Linked DNA regions of Homo sapiens: all the other regions are linked to region 2. The links are chromatin loops, found by intact Hi-C in ENCODE. Cell type or tissue: HCT116. All regions are shown on one strand. Region 1 has its middle 27 kb from the start of CD83. Region 2 has its middle 16 kb from the start of RNF182. Region 3 has its middle 71 kb from the start of CD83.

Region 1 (8,000 bases), 240 kb after region 2:
CTTAGGGAAAAGGAAAAGGAATATAACATTGTTTATTGCCCCCAGAGCTTGATAAATCACACACGAGCCCCACTCTGTCCTTCGGAGACAAGACATTTCACTTGCAGACATATCTTTCTTCTTTTCCACTTTTTTATTTCATTCTCCCTGTGGGATCCCAGGCAGCGCACAGTGAGGCAACAAAGGACTATCAGGAAAACATCATCTAGGTGGGGTGTATTTGTTTCCATGGTTCCTGAGAAGTTAGGGTGAAGGAAGGAGGCAAAATGTGAGCAGTGGAAGCAAATCTTCTATTCTTTTCTTCTTTCAATGCATAAACACGTACAGTATCCCTCTGGGCGAGGGAGACAGACCTCACTTAGTGGTTCATTTAGATTCTGCATGAGAAGGAGATATTGTTTTATTCTTCATTATAAGAGGAGCTATTTCTTCAAATTGACCATTTCCTGTCCCCCGCCCCAACTCTTTGCAAAAGTAGCCTGTTTACAATCTACTCTTGTAGATTACAGTACTTAGTAGAGACAAGTAGAGAGAAATTCAGACATTGAAAAGCTTTGAGACATCCCACAGAGTTGGAATGCTTTTTTCAAAGGGAAAAAAATCTGTAAATGTGTATGTACCCAAAAGAGCCAGCTGGACAGCCCATAAACGGCTCCCATTCAGGAACAACAAAAGCCTATGTCAGAAGTCAAGGGACAGGAGGCTGAGAACTAATAATAATTTTGTACTTACACAGCAGTTTTCATCTGAAGACCTCAGAGTGCTTTATAAACATTAATTAAATTGCCCAACAGCCCTGTGAGATGGCTGTGTATCACTATTTCCAATTTGCAGGGGGTATAGGAAGGAGAAATGTATGCATGGAGTGAAGTTGGAACCAGGCCATACTACAATGCATGTGGATTGCGAACTCAGAAAAGGCACCGGGAATATCTCCCTTGTGAATCCAGGGCTCTGGTCAGGTGTACATAGTCCCTGCCAGGCCAAAGAGACAGTGTGATGACTCCCTCCCCAGCAGGACCCACTTTATGCATACAGTCAACTGGCCACCCACACCCGGGCTTGAAGGATGCTGGCATGATCTCCCCAGCAGGCTCATCACCACATGTTAGATTGCGGTCATTTCAGACTCATTCCTTTAGTGAGAATTGTGATGGCAAATCGGCTTCACCGCAGGTGTCAGCTCTGATTGCTGGTAGGTACAGCCAGGCCGGCTGCCTGGAGGATCGCTGTATCTAGTGTGCCTAGTAGAATAGGCCATGATTGATTATTGATATCTGGAAAAGGTAGTTGTTGTAGATTGAATTGTGTCTCAAGAAAAGATACGTAGAAGTCCTAATCCCTGGTACCTGTGAATGTGAGCTTATTTGGAAACAGCGTCTTTGCAAATGTAGGCAAGTTAGGATGAGATCATTCTGGATTAGGATGGGTGTCCTTATAACAAAAGTGAAAGGTGGAGACAGACACACAGAGAAGAGAAGGCCTTGTGAAGACAGAGGCAGAGACTGGAATCATACATCTACAAGCCAAGAAATGTTGAGGATTGCTGGCAACCACTAGAAGCTAAGAGAGAGGCCTGGAACAGATTCAGAGGGAGCATGGCCTTTGCTGACTCCTTGATTTCAGACTTCTGGCCTCTAGTACTAAGAGAGAATACATTCCTGTTGTTCTAAGCCATCCGGTTTCAGGTACTTTGTCATGGCAGCCCTAGAAACTAATATAATAATCTGAATATTGGAAAGCTTTCAAATGCAGGATTGTTAAAATGATCACTCATTTAAAAACACACCCTACCATCTTGATAACTGAAGGAAGGTTTCCTGGAGGGACTGGGCTGTGACTGTGGTGTGCTCCAGCTGGAGATGAGGTCAGAGTGCAATGGTGGTGACAGGGACATCACAGCGATCCTCTGGCATGGCAGGTGTTGATGGTTCTCAGACACTTAGATGTTTTGGCAGGTCAATCCTGTCTTAACATGTTGAATTGCACTTGTGCAAATGCATTTAACACATTCCATTTCTTAATCCCCACAATAAATCAGAAAATCAAAGAATGCACCCAGAAGCCAGTGGTGCTAGATCAAGTGTAGCAAAAGGAAAAAAATCTTTAGACATTAAGACCCAAAGTCTGGAAATACCATTCATCTGGCATGGGTGAGGTTGCAGACGTTCGTGGTAAGAGATTATATGTGGTATTTATCTTTAGTCTTACCCTTTTCAGGCTCCTTTGAAAAAAATGCAAACAGGCCCCAGAGGGGGTAACACATAATAAGGTAGAAAGATGGTGGCTGACACACTGGTGTGAAAAAAATATAGTCTTTGGAGTCAGTCAATGTGAATTAGAATCCAGGTGACTCAATTTACTCATCTGGTAAATGGGTATGATATTCTCATAGATTTGTTGTGAGAACTAAATGCATTGATATTTGTGTAAAGGTGTGGTGTGCAGTATGTGTTAAATTATCAGTAGCATTTGCTTCTGCTCAATAAGTAGTTTTCTTCTTTTGGAGCATGGAAGCTGATGATATAGGCCCGGCAAGCTGGAGGAGGGGCAGAAGGCGAGGCTGGGAGAGATGGCTCCATTGAAGGAGGCTGCATAATTGAGCCTGCCATTGGACTGTGGCTTGGAGAGAAGTTGCTGCCTACTCTACGTGGCTTTAGTTAGCCCCTCCCAGGATTTCCCTGGGAAGATTCTCCTTGTCTAGGGTCACCCCCGAGAGCTCCTGGCAGCAGCAGCAGCAGCAGCCTGTCCACAGTGGGCCAACAGTAGGCAGTGGGGCTTCTTCCTTCTCTGTCTCTTCTCTCTAAGGTAGGGTTCATCTTCTGGGGAACCAGAAATGCGGAGCAACAGGGAGGCAGCTCGAGTTGTGGATGGATCCTCTTCACAGGCTGAGAGCAAAGCAATATAAAGAAAGCAAGAAGTCACTCCTCTTAGACTAGGCCAAACATCGGCATCAGCTGAACCCAAAGGAGGTGAAATCAGCAACCTTACTTTCTTTGAAAGTGATTTCCAGGCTGGGCACAGTGGCTCACGCCTGTAATCCCAGCACTTTGGGAGGCCGAGGTGGGAGGATCACTTGAGGCCAGGAGTTCAAGACCAGCCCAGGCAACATGGCGAGATCCTGTCTCTACAAATAATAATAAAAAAAAATAGCCAGACATGGTGGCGTGTGCCTGTTGTCCCAGCTACTTGGGAGGCTGAGGCAGGAGGATCCGTTGAGCCTGGGAGGTTGGGGCTGCGGTGAGCTATAAGTAACAGTCATAATGAGTGCATCATACCACTGCACTCCAGCCTGGGTGGCAGAATGAGACCCCTGTCTCAAAAAAAAAAGTGACCTCTGAACCCCCCTTATATTTTTAACCCGAATTTACCCAGACACAAATGATCTTTGCCAAATAACTCATTATATTTTCATTTTTTAAAACAAATCCTAACAAATTTTGAGTATAACTTTATTTCTCCAGGCTCTTCATGACCAAGGACATGAGTAACAACCCTGATAAAAATAAAATTATCCTTGACGCTGCATTTCCCCACCAAATAGGGCTGGTGTCCCGCGCACAGGCCCCATTCTTGTGGGCCTCCATGGCTCTCCTTGGCCCTTGGCCCCCCGTCAGTGTTGTATTGTTGGTCTGGCCACTGCTGCTGTCTGTGCTGCCACCTGGTGGATGGGTTAAGCAACTGCTTCCCCCATCCCTCCTGCTCAGGCTGACTTGCTGCTCCCAAGGCTGCGGCCGCTGGGCCCCTGGGAGTCGTAAAGGCCTCTCTTGCCAATAAAACCTCCCTACATAATAAGCTAACTTCTTGCGTTTCTTTCAGTTCCTGGAATTGGGGCATTTTCCACCACCCCAGTGCCCCATTCAAAAACATCTTGCCCCCAACATTAGCCAAAAACCACAGCAGGGGCCAGACACAACTGTTGTCACTACAGGAAGATGCCCTGCCCACGTGGGACTTCACAGGTTGTACAGCCTTTCTCTGTCATCTTTGTAACTCTTAATCCCAGAACAGGCTTGACCCACCAGGTTCAGTCTCCCAGTAATCTTCCCTAGGAAGCCTGTGGAGGTTGGTTGCCATATAGCTTAGATTTGGGGTGGAAGGGGGCATCTGTAATTTCAAATTTCCCTTCCCACTGCATGAATCTTTTTGTTCAAATAACAAGGTCAGCCTATTTTCTGCTCATGTGCACTAGAGTTCCTGATGAGCCCATCGCTTAGGGCAGTGTTTTCTTTCCCTCGGGCTCTTATAACCTCCCTTCCCCACAAGAATGTGGGAACAAGTGACCAGCCACCTCCTTCAGCTTCAGTCTCTGCATGTCCTTCATGGCCCTCCCAAGAGCTAGTTCAGAATAGCAGCAGGTCGACTGGGATGCAGCCCGGTAGGCCCGCTCTCATGGTTGCTCTGGTCCTCAGGACTGGGTAGGAGCAGAGGAGAGAGGAGAGGAAGAGGTGTGCCTTAGTTTCCTCTTCTCCTCCCTGCCTCCTTGCCTAAATCATGCAAGCTGGGAGTGGGATGCTCTCACCTGGCTCCTTTATTCTCATAAAAATCCCGTTGTCCCCAGTGCCAGATGCTGAGTAAAGAGAAAGCCAGGTCAAGCCTCAACCATAATGAACAGGAAGCAAGAGCAGCCTGGAGGTTCTGGGCACAGAAAAGGGATTGGTGCAGAGAAGAGAAGAGGTCCTATGTGGCAGGTCTTTGCTGGGGAAAGGGTGCAGTACACACGTGGGGAGCGTGAGCTTCGCACCAGGCACTTTGCATCCGTTAGCTTTTCCCCACTTTATGGATTAGATAACTGAACCTCAGAGAAGTCAGATAATGTCCCAAGGTCCCATGGCTAATGTGTGGAGCCAGGATCCAGACTCACGTCTGCAGATCTATTTGATTTCCATGCTCTGGCTTTTGCTGCTAAACCCTCCTCCTCACACTGGGGGAAGAATGCGTGTGCTTCTGGGAACATGTGTGCAGAAGAAGCCTGGCCACCTTCTCCTGACTACTGCCCCTCCGTGCCTCTGATCATGTTACCATTGGTGTACTTTCCAACCAAATATTTGCAGTCATCTCTGAGGTGGCAGAGATGGCACCAGTGTGCCCACATCTGGGAGGACTCAGGCTGCGTGACCACTGGCACAGGATCCAGGCTCGTCCCTTGTCCACTACAGACCCCAGATGGCCTGAATCAGATGCTCTTGGCAGGGAAGAGCGTGAGCAAAATGGCAACCAGGCCTGAGAGGGTCCCCCAGACACAGCCCTGAGTTCTGTCTCTCTGGAAAGGCCGATTTGTGCAGCAAGCTCTTGGGAGGTAGATAACCCAGTCTGACAAGCGACCTTGAAAGAATTACAGCAATAATATTTTCAGTTGGTTGGGCCAATCTTGGCCAATTTCTCCAGAGCGTTAGGTGCGAACGTCAGTCTGGGACTCCACATTGCTCATGCATGTGTTTGCCGTGTCCCCTTTGCTGTTTTAAGTGTTTATCCTGTGGCTTGTACAAGCGACATCGCTCTCTTCCCTGGTGAGAGCCAGTCTCCAGGCCTCCCTCCCCCACACTCTGCTAGAAGTGCAGCGAAGCAATGAGAACAAGGATCTTGTTCCAAGCCCACTGAGCAAGTGCTAGCATTTAGTGACCTTCTGCACCAGTAATTCGGTCCTTCGGGGATTGAAATTGATTTTCCTCCTTTCTGTGTGTGAGCACAACCCAAGTGCACAGCTCTGTTATGAATGCTGATCTCAGGTGTGTATTTAAAGGTGAACAGCAACACTCTTGAAGACAGAAATGAGAAAAGTTGTTTGCATAGCCTCTGTGAATGGACGGGATGTCTGCTCCAAAGACTGGCTTTGAATTTCTCCAAGCCCTTTTGTGTGTATGTGCATACATGTTTGTGTGTGTGTGTGTGTGTGTATGTGTTGGGGTGAGGTAGGGTGTCCAAAACTGTAAGTGAACACATGTAAAACTACTCAAATTCCTTCCCATGAAGCTGGTCCAAGAGTGGGGTGTTTGTCTCTGGCACGAGATTTAAGAAGGTGTCCAAAGAGTCAGTACTCAAGATTAAAATGTTTTAATGCTGTATTTTTTTAAAAATCCAAGTGAATGGAATGATGAGCAAAATCTGCAAATTTTAAATAAGTAAACAACCAGCATTACTAATTTTTTTCTTTTGCTTCAGGCTCCAGTACGGCTTGGCAGGGCACCTTTTTGTATAACATTTTGATATTTTATTCATCATGGATTTTTCTATGTTCATTTTAATTTTTGCAATATTGGAAATATTCTAAACATTTAGAAATATTGGAAATATTTTATATCTTGATCGCTGAGTTTTCTGGGATCCCCTCATGGTTTGCATCCCAGGTGAATTGCCTCTTCCTAGTCCCAGCCCCCTTTAAACCTTGCCTGAGTCAGGGGTAGGACTGATTTGAGACTGGCCAAAGACACTAGCTCCGTTATTTCCCACTAGTCGAAAGGCGTTGTTGAACTATTCCTCTAGTTAGTAACTGTTAAAGCCCAGATGGCATTCATATTTTGGCCTTTGCTCTGTCACAGCTCAAGTCATCGTCAGTGCCAAGTAGAAGAAGTAAAGGAGGCTTAGTTCTCTTGGGGGGAGTGCCAATTTTGTAGACCTTGATGGTCCAAGAACTGCCCAGGCCATGAGAAGATACAATGAGGGCTGTGGTAGAAGCACAAGTTTAATTTTGATGCCCAGCCCTAGCTGACGAGGTTTGTAGAGGAGCCTCAACCTCGTCTCCCACCTTGTCCAGCTCATAGCACACACTTGGCTGTGCACCCAGCGTACCCCCACATTCCCACCGTACGTGAATCATCATCCCCAGTGTGTCCCCCAGTGACAGGCTGCACAGGTGTGATATTCATAGCTGCCGTTTGAGGATGTAGACGGGTGACTGCTGGTGTTTCTGGAAAAGCCAGCTATTTCGTAATTGTAAAATTGACCTCTACTCCACAGCTTCACTGCACACTGGAGTATTTCCTGGCAGATCCATCTAACCCAAAATGAGATTACATTTCCTGGCAAGAAGTGGGCAACTGGTTTAAAATCTCACAGCAACCGCATGGCTCAACTTGCAATATTTCTTTACATTCACTTACCCAGGTCTTTCTGGGTCTATTAACTGGCAAGGTTAAAGGGGCAACATTGGGAGCTTGGGGTCCTACCTTTTGAACCAAGAGGTCAGTGAGAGACGGCCTGACTCTGTTAGTTTTAACTTTTCCTCTCAAACCTATTCTCCCTCCCCCATATGCCTTTCTTCAGGAGCTGTCGTCCTCACCTGGACCCAACCAGTCATTCCCAGTGTTACCTCCTTCATTATTTAGAGCCCCTCTGCTGCCAGAGCGATCCTGTTCCAGTGCTGGTTTGGCCATGCCATTTCACTTTTTTAGAGCCTTCTGGTCTCCCACCCTCACTGGAATTCTGCCCACCTCCCTGCTCAGGGCTCATGCTCTCCCTGCCTGGTTGTTTGCAGTTCAGTCTCAGCCTCTGCGGCTTTGCACACATCATACCTCCAGTCTCGCTCCAGTCTCCTGCCTGGGGGTGACTGCCTGAGCTCTGCCCAGGCAGCATGGTGGTGGGGTCTTAGGGTCCAGCATCTGGGCTTTTTACTCCTTGCCCTGATGTCAGCGGGGCACCAGCCCCTGCCCTCTGACCTGCCTGGTAGCCTCGAGCCTGGAGCTTGTCCATGTCATCCCCCAAATAAGACCCCTGCATATCCTGGTGGCAGTGGGCATGGGGACCAGTTACCCCACTGGACAAGTTGGGAAGTCTTACTGCCTCTTTTGTGACATCTAATCAATCTTCCTGATTGATTCAATGCCCTGTCTCCCACCTTCAATGACACTCTAGCGGGGCCTGTAATTCGTGAATCTGTCTGGGGTTCTAGAGAGCAGATGAGCTTATTTAGCATCGGTAACCCCTTTGCTGCAAGCACTCACAACTCTCTCAGTTTTGCTAACATCCTTGTTCTGACTTCATTTTTCTCTTCTGTAAAATGA
Region 2 (8,000 bases):
CACCAGTCTCAATCTCCTCAGGCTCAGGTGATCAGCCTCCTGGGTAGCTGGGACTACAGGTGTATGCCACCTTGCTCAGCTAATTTTTTTTTTTTTTTTTTTTTTTTTTTAGAGATGAGGTCTTGAACTCCTGGGCTTAAGAAATCCACCCACCTCAGCCTCCCAAAGTGATCACAGGCATGAGCCACCTCTCCTGGCCCTGGGAATAAATCTTAACTTTGTCACTACCTTGGTCTACTTCTGACTCTCTTAGAATATTAATTTCTTTTATGTCAACTAAAGGTAATATACCTATCTAGTATGTTCCTGGCACACAGCAGATACCTCACTATACTTCCCATTTCCTTCATTTTAGGAAAATTCTAAGACTAAAATTAAGATTCTTGTTCAACACAGTACCCTCACAGGTGAAGACACTGAAAAAATAGAGAAGTAAATAACTGGCACAAAGCATATTCACCAAGGAGATGTCTGCCTCGTGACTGGTATTCAATTCTCTTGATGTGGAAATTGTTGATCCCCCCAACAATCACTTCTTGCTGTCTTGTGAAGCTAAAGCTTAGTCATAAGAAGAATCTATCTTCTTTTGTGGAAATCTTATTTCTTATAAATTATTCAGTCTCTCATTCAGCCTAATGAAGTAGTTGAATTTCACAGAAACCGAGTGAGAGGTGAGTGGTTGCTCCAGAACAGCAGAAAAGCTAGTGGCAGTGGCTTGGAACACACCTTTCCTCAACACGAAGCCAAGGGTCAAATGAAAGAAAAAATGTGAATACATTTATATGTCTGGCCAGTGATTAAAAAAATGTTGCTCTTTTTAATATCTCATCAACATCAATGATTACATTCTTTTCTGGTGCAAATGTAGTAAGTGGTTAATTTGAAAGTATAAAAATGTGTAAGGAAGAAAAATAACCAAGAGTGATACCATTTAAACGATATTACTTAGCGCTGGTATATTTCTTTCTATTTTCTTTTCCATTAAGATATTTACCAAGCACATTTGAATGTATAATTTTATATTTTGCCATTTATCCTTAACATTATAACAGAGGCACACAAGGCGTTTTGCATCTTGTTTTTTTTCCATTTATTGTGATATCTTTGACATCTTGTCACATTGGCATATGTAGACTTACCTCATTCTTTTTAATAGCTGTATGGTATGAACATAACACAGTTTTTTTAATGAACACAATGTTATTTCATAGTCTTCTTTACCATTGAGATATTTACCAAGCATATTTAAATATTTAATTTTATATTTTTCCATTTATCCTTGACATTATAAGCATTTCATGTTATTTCATAGTCACAATATTATCACAATGTTGAATGGCTGTATAATATTTTATTGCAAATGGCAGTTTAACTCTTCTATTAATAATTTGGTTTGCTTCCAACTTTTTGCATTATATCGGTAATGTAACAAATATCTTCATGAGTAAAGTTTTTTTGTATTAAAGTTTACTGGGCTAAAGAATATAAACATTTGTAATGCTTGTGACACACAGTACTTCTCCAAAAGGATCATATTCAGTTTACATATAAAGTGTCATTTTAAACTTTCAGTTTAATTATTCTAATTTTAAATTTATTTATTATACTTATTTATATTTAAAACAAAATAAAACAAGCATTTCTTAAATTACAGATCATTGTCAACATTTTACATGGTGCCGAGATGTATAAAGTTTAAAGTGAGGCTGGGCGCAGTGGCTCATGCCTGTAATCCCAGCACTTTGGGAGGCTGAGGCAGCCGGATCATTTGAGGTGAGGAGTTCGAGACCAGCCTGACCACATGGTGAAACCCTGTCTCTACTAAAAATACAAAAATTAGCTGGGTGTGGTGATGGGCGCCTGTAATCTCAGCTACTCAGGAAGCTGAGGCAGGAGAATTGCTTAAACCAGGGAGGCGGAGGTGGCAGTGAGCCGAGAACGCTCCACTGCACTCCAGCCTGGGTGACAGAGTAAGACTCTGTCTCAAAAAATAAAAAATAAAGTGAAATTATCCCATAATGTTATTTCCCAATGTAATTACTGTTTATAGTTTATTGTATATTCTTCCAAAATTTTTGATATGCATATACTGACATTTATTGCAGTCATTCTCTGTATTAAAAACACGCATGGCGTTTTGCATCTTGTTTTTTTTTCCATTTATTGTGATATCTTTGACATCTTGTCACACTGGCATATGTAGATTTACCTCATTCTTTTTAATAGCTGTATGGTATGAACATAACACAATTTTTTTTATCCCATCTTTGATGGACAGTTGGGCTTGTTCCAAGTTTTTTCCTGTTACAGACAATACTGCAATGAGAGTTCATGTATATATGGTTTAATGAGCATTTACTGCTGTGAAAATGTGACTTTGGAAATTGTTGGCAAGATGATTCTCTCAGTGTGCTGAAACATACAATATTGAAACATCATTTAAAATTTTAAATTTGAATTGAGTCATTGTCATTAAAACCAGGTTAAAATCACAGTGATCTTTTCCTCTTATATAGGAATGAATCCTCTTGCTCCAGATGGAACATAAAGCTCCTTAAATTGAAATTCATTGCACGGGGGCTCTGATGGCCCTTAACAGATGGAAGAACAATCTCATTTGGGTGGTTATGTAATTCAGTGATTATCATGGAACCCTTCAGATACCATCAGACAGAAGGTGGACAGAGTGAGGCTCTGCGGCAAAGGCAGGTGCCATGGCTATAGATTCACTATACTTGTTTCTCTGCATTTATTTGCATCAATAAGACCAGAATCAAGATCTGAGCAGTATAACATGATCTGGTCTAATGACCAACTTTGGAATCTCAGAAATCAAACATTGGGATGCCAGTTGGAATTCAACTAGTTTCTAGTTAAACAACCTTGAGAGGGTCGTTCCATCTCTCTGAAAGCCTTATTTGTACAAGTATGCTAGACAATGCCTCTAGAAGGAGGTTATGATATTAATATTCATTCAATAGATATTAGTTGAGGATTATGTGGCAAGAACTTTTCTGGGTTCTAGAAATACAAGTGTCAATAACATAGATGAGAATCTATTTTTATTTTTCTCAAAGGTGACATTGTTACCTGCCTTAACTGAAAGTAATCAACTGATCTGCTTGGATTTAACCAACTAAGTTTAGCTTTTATGCATTGCATTTTCTTGGTAATGCAGGCTTGCACCAAGGCAGACTATTAGCCAAATCGAAAGATCCTGTTTGAGCTTATCTATTCAACAAAGTACTATTTCTCCTGCCTTATATTATGGCTAAATTTAGAACTCATCATTTCAACACACACTGAAACAAACCAACCTACCTTCCTTCCTTCCTTCCTTCCTTCCTTCCTTCCTTCCTTCCTTCCTTCCTTCCTTCCCTCCTTCCTTCCTTCCTTCCCTCCCTCCCTTCCTCCCCTCCTCCCTCCCTTCCTCATTCCCTTCCTCCCTCCCTTCCTACCTTCCTCCTGCAACAATGCCCAGAACAAGCATCAAGAGCAGCAACTGGCACATAGTAGTACAAAATAAATTTGATCGACTAGATTTCTACAAATATTTATTGTCTAAATTTCATGCAATAGAATGGCTGTGGGGTATACAAAGATAAATAAAATATAATTTCTACTTTCTAAGATCTCATACCTAGTTAAGAGATAGTTATAACAACCAGAAATATGCTGAATGTTTTAAGAATTATGTGCATAGGTCATCTACCTCCATATCTCCAAGTTAAGTTGCCATTTTCTCTTTTCATTGTTCTATTCGACCTACCCTAGACTTTTATCTACATTTGTCTAAAATTGGCACACCAGATAAATTAGGTTATCTAATTTATCTAAAATTGGCAGACCAGATAAATCAAACAACTTTGTGTGTGTGTGTGTTTTGGTGAATCAGAGATTACATTTTGTATCCTTTTCAAGAGAGTGTTTGTAGGCAGCATTGGTAAATGTTTTATACTTGTTTGCAAAGCTGGTATAAATATTTCAGGACACAATTGAGCTTTTCTCATTAAAGCCCATTTTTCTGTCTCTGTATGCAGAAGTTTCTAGCTGTGGAGAGAAAGTACTATTTAAAATAATTGTGAAGATCCTAATTCTATGGCAGCTGTGACAAATGGACCTTTTCTGCTCTATTAGGTTTTGATGAGCTTATTTTTAGTTAAAACAGTAACTTTTGTTACTAAAAAACTCTTAATTTGATCTCTATTTTCAAAATTTGCTCCCACTTAAAGTCTATACTGAGCTTGAAATCAGGATCCATTTATTTTTCAAACCAGTAGCACAATCTGCATCACAGTTCTCAGTCAGATTTGATATTTATAGTAGGGTTTCTAGATACCCTAAAGCTTCCGTCTGATATTTCTGCAAATTAGGAAAAACAGTGTGAATAAACAACAAGCTACTTTCTGTAGAGCGACATTTAAACGTAATGCAGGAATGGATGTGTGAAATTTTAATTTCCCCTTAGGTCACTTTTAATATTCTACCCATAGATGGCAGCAAGTGACCAGGCAGCTAAACCCCCAGGCCTTCTAGCCAGTCTTTATCAGGTGGATCTGTTGTAAAGCCACAAGAAAGGGAAAGCCATGGCTGAGAACAGATCCCATCTCTGGAGATTGTTTCATTCAGTCGTCTTAGATGGCTCTTCTCTTCAGATGTGGAGAACTTTGTTGTGTTTGGATTCTTCTTCTGAGGCTTAGGAGAAGTGTCCTTGTAGCACTGAAGGAATGCCTAAGGCCAATCAGAAAGGGCATGAGGCTGAGGGCTTCTCTGGACTGCTCAGTGCCTTCTGCCTTGGCTCCTTTATCTCTGAGCATGATGGAGTGGAAATTCCCCTGAAAATTCAGCCTTGCCTACGTGGTCCCTAGGAGTCTGGAGTTCCTTGCTCTTATTTTTCAACCTCTCAGCAAATTGTATTCTTGGGCAGCTCATATCTTGAATCCTGCTGTGCACCATTGGCCCCATGGGGTTGGAGGGTCAACCTGCAGGTGACTTTTAACAGGATAACCTAAGGTAGGCATAAACTGGTTGATGGGTATACATACATTTATTTTGTTCTTATTATTTCTTTAGCACCGTGTAAATACTTTATATACATCATCCTATTTGCTCCTCACAAGACCTCTACAAACTAGTTATTATGAATCTCGTTTGGCCAATGAGGAAATAAAAGTAAATTAATTTGTTTGAAGTCACAAACCCAGTGTAAACAGCTTTAGCTACTTTAAGGAGGCTGCTTCTTAGAATGTGGTAAGACTTGGATCACATTCTCAGCCAGTAGGTACAGATCACTACCATGTGCATAAGGAGTGATACACATGTTCCACAACCTTGAAGACTTTACAGTGAGAGGTTCTACACATAGAAAAAAGATAGAAAGCAGCAGAAAAATTTAAGAAAATCCAAATTATGATAATTGGAACTTCTGGAAGACACTGGAATAAAAGGGATGTCTTAGGGTTTTCAGGTTTTCATAGAAATGAAAGAAGCCAGAGTAGAAATGGAAGCTAAACAGGGGCCTGATCAAATTCAAGATGGAATATCCTACTCTTCCAGTTTCCCTTGAGTGGTGTAACATCAAGCACTTGGCTATCCTCAGCAAACTAACACAGGAACAGAAAACCAAACAACACATGTTCTCACCTATAAGTGGGAGCTGAACAATGAGAACACACGCACATAGGCAGGAGAACAACACACACTGGGGCCTGTGTGGTAGAGGGTGGGGAGAGGGAGAGCATCAGAAAAAAGAGCTGATACATGCTGGGCTTAACATTTAGGTGATGGGTTGATAGGTGCAGCAAACTACCATGGCACACATTTACCTGTGTAACAAACCTGCACATCCTGCACATGTACCCCAGAACTTAAAATAAAATAAAAAAGAAGTTGGCTAATAGCCTCACATTGTAAGGGCCAAGATATGGTGAACAGGATCCTCAAACTCTCATAGAAATCTAGGATCTGGATCTACTGTGGGTGTCTCTGACTGTATAAGGTCTCCTGAAGCATCAGGAATAGATAGTTTATAAGAATCCAAAGCTTACAAATGGCCAATAAGCACATGCAAAAATGCTCAACATCATTAGTCACTGGGGAAATGCAAATCAAAACCAAAATGAGATACTACTTCACACCAAGTAAGATGGCTAGAATCTAAAAGTCAGAAAACAAATGTTGGTAAAGATGTAGAAAATTGGAACCCTCATACACTGCTGGTGAGAATGAAAAAAAAACGCAGCCAGTTTGGAAAACAGTCTAGTGGTTCCTCAAATGATTTAACGTAGAATTACCTATGAAATTCTACTTCTAGGTTTATACCCAAAGAAAATGAAAAAGCATGTCCACACAAAAACTTGTACATGACTGTTCATAGCAGGATTACTCATAATAGCTAAAATGTGGGAACAACCCAAATGTCCATCAACTGTTGAATGGGTATATTCATACAATGTCATGAATGAAATACTGATTCACACTACAACATTTATGAACCTTGAAAACATGATGCTGAGTGAAAGAAGCCAGCCACAAGAGACCACATATTGTATCATTCCATTTATATGAAATCTCCAGAGTAGGCAAATCTGTAGACATGGAAAGCAGATTAGTGGTTGCCTAGGGCTGGGGGCAAAGTGTAGGAGGATCAGAAGGTGATAGCTAAAGGGTATAGGGTATTTTTTTGAGGTGATAAAAAACGTTCTGAAATTGATTGTGCTCATGGTTTTCCAACTCTGTAAATATACTGAAAACCATTGAGTTATACACTTAAAGTGGGTGAATTGTATGGCATGTGAATTATATCTCAAAAAAGTTGTTTTTAAAAAAAGAATCCATAATCAGCTACAGCTACTTAATGTAGAGCTTATTTGCCAGGTAGTATTCTAAGCACTTTGCATATGTTAACTCTTTTAATCCTCAGCACAATCTCACCAGATAGGTAATTTAATCTTGCCCATTTTACAGATGGAAAAACCAAGACACAGGGGTATGAAGAGTCTTGCCCAAGGTTACTTAGTTTACAAGAAAGGCCACATTAGAATCTCTTGTGTAAAACTGGAAGGGCTTCAGAAATTCTGCTCTTAATCATAGGCCATACTGCTTGTGAGAGAAGAGATCTGTGTGTGTGATCACCTCGTTAAACCCCCTTCATTTTATATATGGAAAAACAAGGCACGCTTAGGGTGGAGCTGCCATAGAGCCAAGGCTACTGCTCCTGGTTTGAGACGCAGTGGTATCATGTTAGCTAGGCACTAAAGGGTTAGGCAGGACAAACTCAGAGTCATTCACTTACACAGGGGACCATTTTTTCTTAGAAATTATTATTATTATTTTTGAACCTGGGATATGAGTCAGGTCAAAATGCATAGATGGTGGAGGGGGGGCTGTTAAAAAGAAGAAAATGAGGATGCAGGCAATAAAATTAGTTGGGGATTTGGGAGTTCATAGAAGTAAAGTGAAATAATATGCAAGCATGTCCATGAAATATTGCCTGTTTCATTTTTCATTATGTATTATCAGAAGATTTCAAGGGAACTAAATTTGTAGAAAGATCTTGCTTGAAGTCAGAATGGTTCTTTTTCTGTGAGAAACTATTAGGTGTTCCACATTCCTCTTCTGTGTCACCATTGTGTCTAAGGAGGAAGGGAGTGGATCCCAGGCTATGGAGACAGATGGGGAAGCAGAAACAAGCCTTGGCATTCTATTAAGTGACTTAAAGTTACAGAATATCGAAGAAAGCCTGAATTACCATATGATCACCATTGTTCCTCATAGTTATCTTTTTTTTTTTTTCTTTTTGTGAGACAGAGTCTTGCTCTGTCGCCCAGGCTGGAGTGCAGTGGCATGACCTCAGCTCACTGCAACTTCCACCTCCAGGGTTCAAGCAATTCTCCTGCCTCAGCCTCCTGAGTAGCTGGGATTACAGGCACCTGCCACCATGCCTGGCTAATTGTATATTTTTAGTAGAGATGGGGTTTTTCCATGTTGGCGAGGCTGGT
Region 3 (8,000 bases), 140 kb after region 2:
CCCGGAAAAGGAAAGGATGGGATGTAGAGAGAGCCAGAAGGAAGGATACGGGAGGCCAGAGGCCAGGAGTCCCTGCATGAGGATGGGTGGTGGGCCAGGAGGCAGCTGGTGCCCAAAGGGCATATAGACCAGGGAGAAGCCCATCGGCACCTTGGTGTGGTGGGCAACAGAGCCTCTTTACCAAATCTCTCAGATGTATCTTTCCATATACCATGTAATAGGTTTTGTTGTTTGTTTGTTTGTTTGTTTTCTCAGGGAGTTCTATGTCCTACCCTACTGCTGATTGCTGAAGGCAGAACCCCCAGCAAGAGCATTTGACCAAATCTGGGTGACCCAGAGAAACACGTGTATCCACCAGGCATTGAGTCACATCAATGAGGTGACACTAAGCTGGGCTCGATTCCCCAACCTGGTTTTCTTTACAGTTCAGTTTCTCCCTGGGGAAGCATTGAGGACCACAAGAGGCTGATAACGGAGATGACGTTAATTATGAACGGTGCAATGTCCCGGCGAACATAAACCACTGGCTCATTCACAGTTATTTCTGAGAAAAGAATTATTTTGCTTTTGCTCTACTCGTTCTTTCACTGAAATCTAATGAGATGATAATGGGTGTGACAGTGTTTGTTAAGTGCAGAGTTCCATTAAAACGTGGGGAATTGATATTATTGCTGTGAGAGGAAATGGCTGCTTTTTTTTTGGCGAGGCTTTGGACATCAAAGTGTTTGTTGGCTGTGAAAGTGAAAAGGGCTTTGTGCGCACCCTGGGGAATAGATTCTGCCCCAGTTACTAATGAATCTTTTTTTTTTTTTTCTTTTTTTTTGAGATGGAGTCTCACTCTGTTGCCTAGGCTGGAGTGCAGTGGCGCGATCTCGGCTCACTGCAAGCTCCGCCTCTTGGGTTTACACCATTCTCCTGCCTCAGCCTCCCGAGTAGCTAGGACTACAGGCGCCTGGTACCACGCCCTGCTAATTTTTTTGTATTTTTAGTAGAGACGGGGTTTCACCGTGTTCGCCAGGATGGTCTCTATCTCCTGACCTCGTGATCTGCCCGCCTTGGCCTCCCAAAGTGCTGGGATTACAGGCGTGAGCCACCGCGCCCAGCCTAATGAATCCTTTTAAGGAAGGAAGCCAGGACAGTCAGCCAGCGCTTCTCTTGGTCTCCAGATGGGGGTGCCACTGAGCCAAACACAGATTCCTCCCAGCTTCTCCCTGGACAGTTCCCTGGGGCCAAGGAAGCTTCTGTCTACTGCAACTCGCTCCAAATAGCCTTCTCAAGTGTTGCAGGACATTGGGAAGATGAGATGGGGTAATGCTGATGTTATATATGTCTTATCAATACGTGCTTCCTAGCTCACGAGGTTCTCACATGGTCTAGTGGCCTTTGATGCTATTTTCCTGTACAGTGTGAGAAATATAAAGTCTTGGGAACAAATAGAGGTCATCAATGGTTATTTTATGTTCAGAAAGGAAAAGAAAAAATGACACAAAATACCCTACCATTAAGTGGATTGCCAGTTTCTTTTCTGAAGCATGGTTTTAGTAATGAGTACATTATGCAGATAAAAGCAAGCATTTTTAAAAAGCCCCAAACCATAAAAACAAAAACTCTCTTCAAATTATAATGCCCATCATTTTCCACAGAAGCTATGTATTTCAAAACATTCCTGCTATGAAAATTCTGCCAAATAAGAATTAGGAAGTGATTAAAGTCTACGGCTTACAACTTTTTACGTACAGCCTGAATTCTCTGCTCTGCCACCTCTCCAACCACTTGCTGAAACTTTCTGAACTTCTATCGTATTAAGATGGGTCTGAACGTCCACGTGATTAACTGGGAGGCAGGGAGGGAGGGGAACTAGATAGTACAATGTGTGAATGATGTAAAATAGTACATAGAGAGTGCTCAATACGTGGCTCTGAAGTTATCGTTATGCTTTAATGTGGGATGTGCAGGTGATTTTGTTTTTGTTTTTGTTTGACAGAGTCTTGCTCTGTCGCCCAGGTTGGAGTGCAATGGCGCAATCTCTGCTTACTGCAACCTCTGCCTCCGGGGTTCAAGCAGTTCTCCTGCTTCAGCTTCCCAAATAGCTGGGATTACAGGCACTCGCTACCACGCCCAGCTAATGTTTTGTATTTCTAGTAGATACAGGGTTTTGCCATGTTGGCCAGGCTGGTCTCGAACTCTTGACCTCCAGTGATCCACCAGCCTTGGCCTTCCAAAGTGCTGGGATTACAGGCGTGAGCCACCGCGCCTGGCCAGAGGTGCGGGTTTTCTATCCAGCACCTGCGGTGAGGTAAAGCCAGTAGGCAACAGTAATGACTCTGGGTGAGGGTTGTGGATGGCAAACTGTTGAGATGTTGATTCTGTCTACCCTAGGAAAAGGGCAAGCCTGTTAAGAGAATGCCTATTGGATGCCCACCCTACATTTCTGGCAGCAAAAAATAGGTTTTGAGCTTTCCCTATGTGTATTAGACATTATGGGGGCCATATGGGGGCATGAGGCACTTGTGTAAATAGTGATTTTCTGGTTCTTGAGTTTTACTGAAGCCTCATTTATGCTGGTTGAACCAGATAGGGCTAGATATCTACTCTGAATTTTAGAGTTTTTTTTTTTAAACAAGAGGGTCACTGCTGTAGGTTGGGGGTGTTAAAAATATTATTATTATTATTATTATTATTATTTGAGACGCAGTTTCGCTCCTGTTGCCCAGGCTGGAGTGCAATGGCATGATCTCAGCTCACCGTAACCTCCACCTCCCGGGTTCAAGCGACTCTCCTGCCTCAGCCTCCCGAGTAGCTGGGATTACAGGCATGCGCCACCACACCCACCTAATTTTGTATTTATAGTAGAGACAGGGTTTCCCCATGTTGGTCAGGCTGGTCTCGAACTTCTGATCTCAGGTGATCTGCCCGCCTCAGCCTCCCAAAGTGCTGGGATTATAGGTGTGAGCCACTGCACCCGGCCAAAAAAAATATTATTTTTATTATTTTATTATCTATTATTTCCTCCCTGCCCCTGAGCAACAAACTTTCTTTTTTTAGACCCCATTTTCTCAACAACTACTGTGTCTGGACGTACATTATGTTAAAGCAATGGACTACTTCATGAACCAAATCGCTGGTTAATTCAGTGTGAGAGGATCATCATGCAAACATTCCAAATAAATGCTCTTTATGCTGTGAGAAGTCACAGAATTCTTATTTCTGTATGGCTAGCTCATTGATTCAGCCTCACTGATAAGTCCTGGGGAAAAAAATACATGTTTGTGCCCCAACTGAACTCTGCCCATCACGCAAGAGTACTGTTTCTGCATGAGCAAGGAAAGAAAATCCTCAACAGAAAAAGTATTCTATGGCCTGGTGATAATTAATAATAAAAAATACTATTAAGAAGTTTTTCCTGGCTGAGAGTTACTGGGTAATTTACTCACTTGGCAATTGTTGGAGATGACTCCACGTTGCCCTGTCAGGTGTTTGCTTAGGAGCTCGGCACCACGGAGCTACGTCTTGCTCTCAGTCTCCCTCTATTGGCTGGAACATGGATCGTTCTCTCCCCGAGGACCAAAGAATAATGACCTGCATGCACAAATATTCAGTGGGCACATTATGCTCATCTGGACCCCCCCACCAATGAAAGGCTTATTTGGATTTCAAATTAACAAATTTTTAATGAATGCACTCTTCACTCTTTACCTGCGTCATTTCTCTTCCTAGCACCCATCTGACATATATCCATCCCTGCTCCTCGACTTAATGAACCCATCATAAGTTGAAAATATCATAAGTCAAAAATGCATTTAATACACCTAGCCTACTAAACATTATAACTTAGCCCACCTTCACATGCTCAGAACACTTCCACAAGCCTGTAGGTGGGCAAAATTATCTCATACAAAGCCTATTTCATAATAAGGTGTTGAATATCAAATGTAATTAATTGAATATTGTACTGAAAGTGAAAAACAATGGTTGTATGGGTACTCAAAGTAAAGTTTCTACTGAATGGGTATGGCTTTTGCAACACTTCAAAGTAAAAAGAAAAAATGTAAATGGAACCATCATTAGTTGGGGAACATCCGTATTTATTTATTTGCCTTTTGTCTCTCACCCTGATGAGACGGTGAGCTTCATGAGATCAGGAACTTTTGTTTGGTTCACTGCTGTATTTTCGGGGGCCTAGAAGAATGCCTGGCACACAGTAGGTGGTTTATGAATGTTAGCTGAATAAATGAATGGGCATCAAGCATATCTAAGAATTGGGTATCGTGATAAAAGATTAATAAGACATTGTCCCGGCCTTTTAGAAGTTCATAATCTAGATTTGGACCAAAAAGCACTATGATTGAAGGAAGAACTGTTGACACTAGCCCTTTATAATCTAGAGGACACTGGCCCTAGGAAATCATTCACACTTATCTTCAATATTTGAAGAGCTGTCTGTGGAAGAAAGATTAGACTAGTTCAGTTTAGTTCCAAAGAACTTTCCAATTGGTAGAAGGTAGGAGGCAAAAATTTCAGCTTGACAAAAATCTCAGAATTGTCTGAAGTAGTTTTGGTTTGCTTTGCACATCATGGAAGGCATTTAATCATAAAAACTAATTTTCCTTAGTCCTTTCTCAGACATACTGAACCAGAGTCTCCAGGAGGAGGTCCCAGGAATCTCTATTTGATAATAAGCTCCTTGATGATTCAGAGGCAGCTGTCTGCAGACTGTTGTTAGAGAATTAGGGATTGGACTGGGAGACTCAGGTATGAGAGGACTAGTGGAACTAAATGATCTGAAACCATAAGATTTTATGGTTCCAGCTCAGCATGGTGGCTCACGCCTGTAATCTCAGCACTTTGGGAGGCTGAAGTGGATGGATCACCTGAGGTCAGGAGTTTGAGACCAGCTTGACCAAAATGGTGAAACCCCATCTCTACTAAAAATATAAAAAATTAGCTGGGCATGGTGGTACGTGCGTGTAGCCCCAGCTATTCAGGAGGCTGAGGCAGGAGAATCCCTTGAACCTGGGAGGCGCACGTTGCAGTGAGCCGAGGTTGTGCCATTGCACTCCAGCCTGGGCAAAAAGAGCAAAATTCTGTCTCAAAAAAAAAAAAAAAAAAAGATTTTATGGTTCCAGAAGATCATGGAACTCTCTTCTTAATAATGGTAATATTAGTCATTGTGGTCTTTGCTGGGACTGCTACCAAACTAGAAAACCAAATCAAGAAGGTGGGCATGGGAGTCTGGCAGATGTTTTAAGCAACATAGGGTAAAACTCCATGCATTCTACACCCTGCAGAGGGTAGAAATGATTGACCTTCAAATACCCACGCCCAAATACCCCACCTTACAAATTACTGTATTGTAGTCAAATTTGTAGTGATGATTTCTACATATCTCATTTCTAATTTAGAGCACTTGGAGAGGTAACTGAAATAATCGGTCAACTTCTTTTAAGGAGAATTATCAAATAATGAAATGTTTGTTGAACTGATATGGTTTGGCTGTGTCCCCACCTAAATCTCATCTTGAATTATAAGCCCCACAATCCCCACATGTTGTGGGGGGGTAATTCAATAATGGGGGCTGTTTCCCATATGCTGTTCTCAAGATAGTGAGTGAGTTCTCACAAGCTCTGATGGTTTTATGCACTGTTTTTGTTTGCGGGAGGTTTGACAATTTATACCAGGAGTAGGGAAAGGAGTTGAAGGTTAATTGCTCACCCTTCTAAGCTTTTAAAGCTAAAAACACTTATTTAGGAACTCAGATGAGGAGGAATGGGGAGCTCTTATTATAGAAGTCCTAGCCTGCACTGACTCATCCATTTTAAGTACTCATTAAATATTAGACGTGATGATTATTTATTGAGTGCAGAATTGGAGAGTGGCACAAAGATGAATAGTCTATGGTCCCTGCTTTCAAAGATCTCGGAGTCTAGCCTTGATGACGTAATCACAGTGAATGTGACAAGTGTTATATTAGAGGTTCTTAGGGCATGTGGCAAGGGAATGTACAAAGGTGTGTGTCTCCAACCCAGTCTGACCAGAGATTGTATGAATGGGGCTAGTTACCTTTCCCTGACCAGGTCATTAATTTACAGAGGTTGGGGCATTGTTGCTTTTGTTGGTTTGTTTCAGACTGGAAGAAGGAGGAAAGGCTTATGCGTGGTTCCCAGGATGCTGAAGAGAAAGACAGGAGTGTGGAGGGGAAGGCATGACTCCCTTCGCTGCCTGGTCTGAGAGGCTGGACCTACAATGAGAGGAAACACAACCAGAGGTAAAGGAGGGTCAATAAGACTTGGAGTACACATAGTGGAGTGTTTCAAGGCTCTTGCAACCTAATAAGGCACAGAGCAGAAGGAGAGCCATTTTCCCATGGTCTGCCATAGGCCAGAGCAGCCCAGGGAAGCAATTTGGACCAGGAAGTGTTGAATTTTCACAAGGGCATCTGCCACTGGGCAGAGAAGGGCACCTCCTCAAGGAGATATGGGTATCAAAAACTGAAGTTCACCCATGGAGGTGTTGCTGAGCTCCTTTATGAGAGCCCTTGGGGACCCACAAAAATAACTAGGGGATAATTTGAGGGTGGACTTAGTTCTAGGGTCAGCGTTTAAGAAGTTGGTAAAATTCAGGTAATCAAGATCCAGTCATGCATCACTTGGTGATGGGGATATGTTCTGAGAAACGCATCGTCGGGCAATTTTGTCATTACACGAACATCATAAAGTGTACCTACACAAACCTAGATGGTATGGCCTACTACACACCTAGGCTATATGGTATAGGCTATTGTTTCCAGGATACAAACCTGTACAGCGTGCTACTGTACTGAATACTGTAGGCAATTGGAACACAATGGTACTTATTTGTGTATCTATATACAGAAAAGATACAATAAAAATATGCTGTTACAAGCTTATGGGGCCACCTTGGTATATGTGATCTGTTGTTGACTGAGACATCATGGCTGTTTCTGTTCTAGGAACACGGAGAAAGTAAAAATCTGTGAGAAGGTCCTGGTAGATGGGGCTACAGAAATGTGTAGAAAGGACATTATGAACTGGGCTTCAAAGATTAAGTAGGAGTTTGTTAGGCTGACATGGGTTGGTGAGTATCTCAGACAGAGAGTCAGTATCCTTTCTAGAGTATCTCCCTTGCACCTTCGTACCTTTTCCCCAACACCCAGTATTAACTCAGTGCTTCCTTGTGCCATCTAGTTATGCTGCGGGGAGCAGCGTTGTCTTTGGGGTCTCTCTCCTGCTCAGTCTTCTCATAATCATGCCCATGACGTCCATTGTAGACTGCTGGCCCTGTGCTTCTCCACTTTACCATGGGTGGGGCTTGGAGGTGGCCTCAAATGCTAGAACAGGGAAAAGGAGACATCTCTGTCCATCTATGTCCATATTACAGATTCATATATACACATCTAAGGGAGAGTGATTCTTATTTAACAGCAATACAAGTTCCACTTGAAAGCCCCTGTTCTCTCTTTTCCTTACCACCAGCATCATGGTTAGACTGCTGGGCTGGGTGGATAGGCATGTAGAATGAGTGGCAGAGAATGCTGGATTACCAAACAGTGCAGGGCAGAGCAGGTGAATGAGGGGAGCTGAGATGGACCAACCAGCAGCTTGTGGGGTGGCACAGAAACACTTTCAGGATGTCGAAGCCGGGCTTGAGCTGCTTCTCCTGGGGAGCCTCCAAATCCAGAGGCATGATGGCTGCATGTCACATTGACCTGTCTGGTGCTATCAGGAGGGGCATGATCATTTTTGTCCAAAGCTGTCAAGAAGCACATGAATCTAATAGGCTGCCCAGAGTGAAGGAGCAGACTTGGGAACTTGAGTCCCACCTTTGATTCACCATTGCTCGTGCAGATGGGACTCAATCTGTTCCCTAGAAGGGCTCTCAGGGGAGTCTGGCTTTCCTTTTCTACCATAAACCCTAGCTTTCTTCACACTTAGACCTGGGGATTTGGTGAACATCTGCAAAGATAAGAAGATGCCCTCTTT

Evidence for each region. A loop is a pair of places that touch in the nucleus more often than their neighbours do. Peaks named below come from ENCODE experiments on the same cell type or tissue, not always from the same donor. Only the 100,000 strongest peaks of a DNase experiment are listed, where the experiment ranks them.
Region 1: it touches region 2 in a loop (14-fold over the local background); 79 of 110 quality-filtered maps call a loop at or near these places.
Region 3: a loop joins it to region 2, with 5 times the contacts of the local background. A loop is called at or near these places in 59 of 110 quality-filtered maps.

The regions. Positions count from the first base shown.
Region 1 is chr6:14,141,141-14,149,140 of GRCh38, forward strand. No RefSeq gene overlaps it. Among named protein-coding and RNA genes, the nearest start is that of CD83, 27 kb to the left of the region's middle. In HCT116, a CTCF peak has its summit at 3,669 (motif pointing left); a DNase peak (open chromatin) is centred at 3,641.
Region 2 is chr6:13,904,559-13,912,558 of GRCh38, forward strand. No RefSeq gene overlaps it. Among named protein-coding and RNA genes, the nearest start is that of RNF182, 16 kb to the right of the region's middle. In HCT116, a CTCF peak has its summit at 4,494; a DNase peak (open chromatin) is centred at 4,523; H3K27me3 peaks cover 1,335 bases.
Region 3 is chr6:14,043,140-14,051,139 of GRCh38, forward strand. No RefSeq gene overlaps it. Among named protein-coding and RNA genes, the nearest start is that of CD83, 71 kb to the right of the region's middle. In HCT116, CTCF peaks have their summits at 1,190 and 3,546; DNase peaks (open chromatin) are centred at 1,202 and 3,522.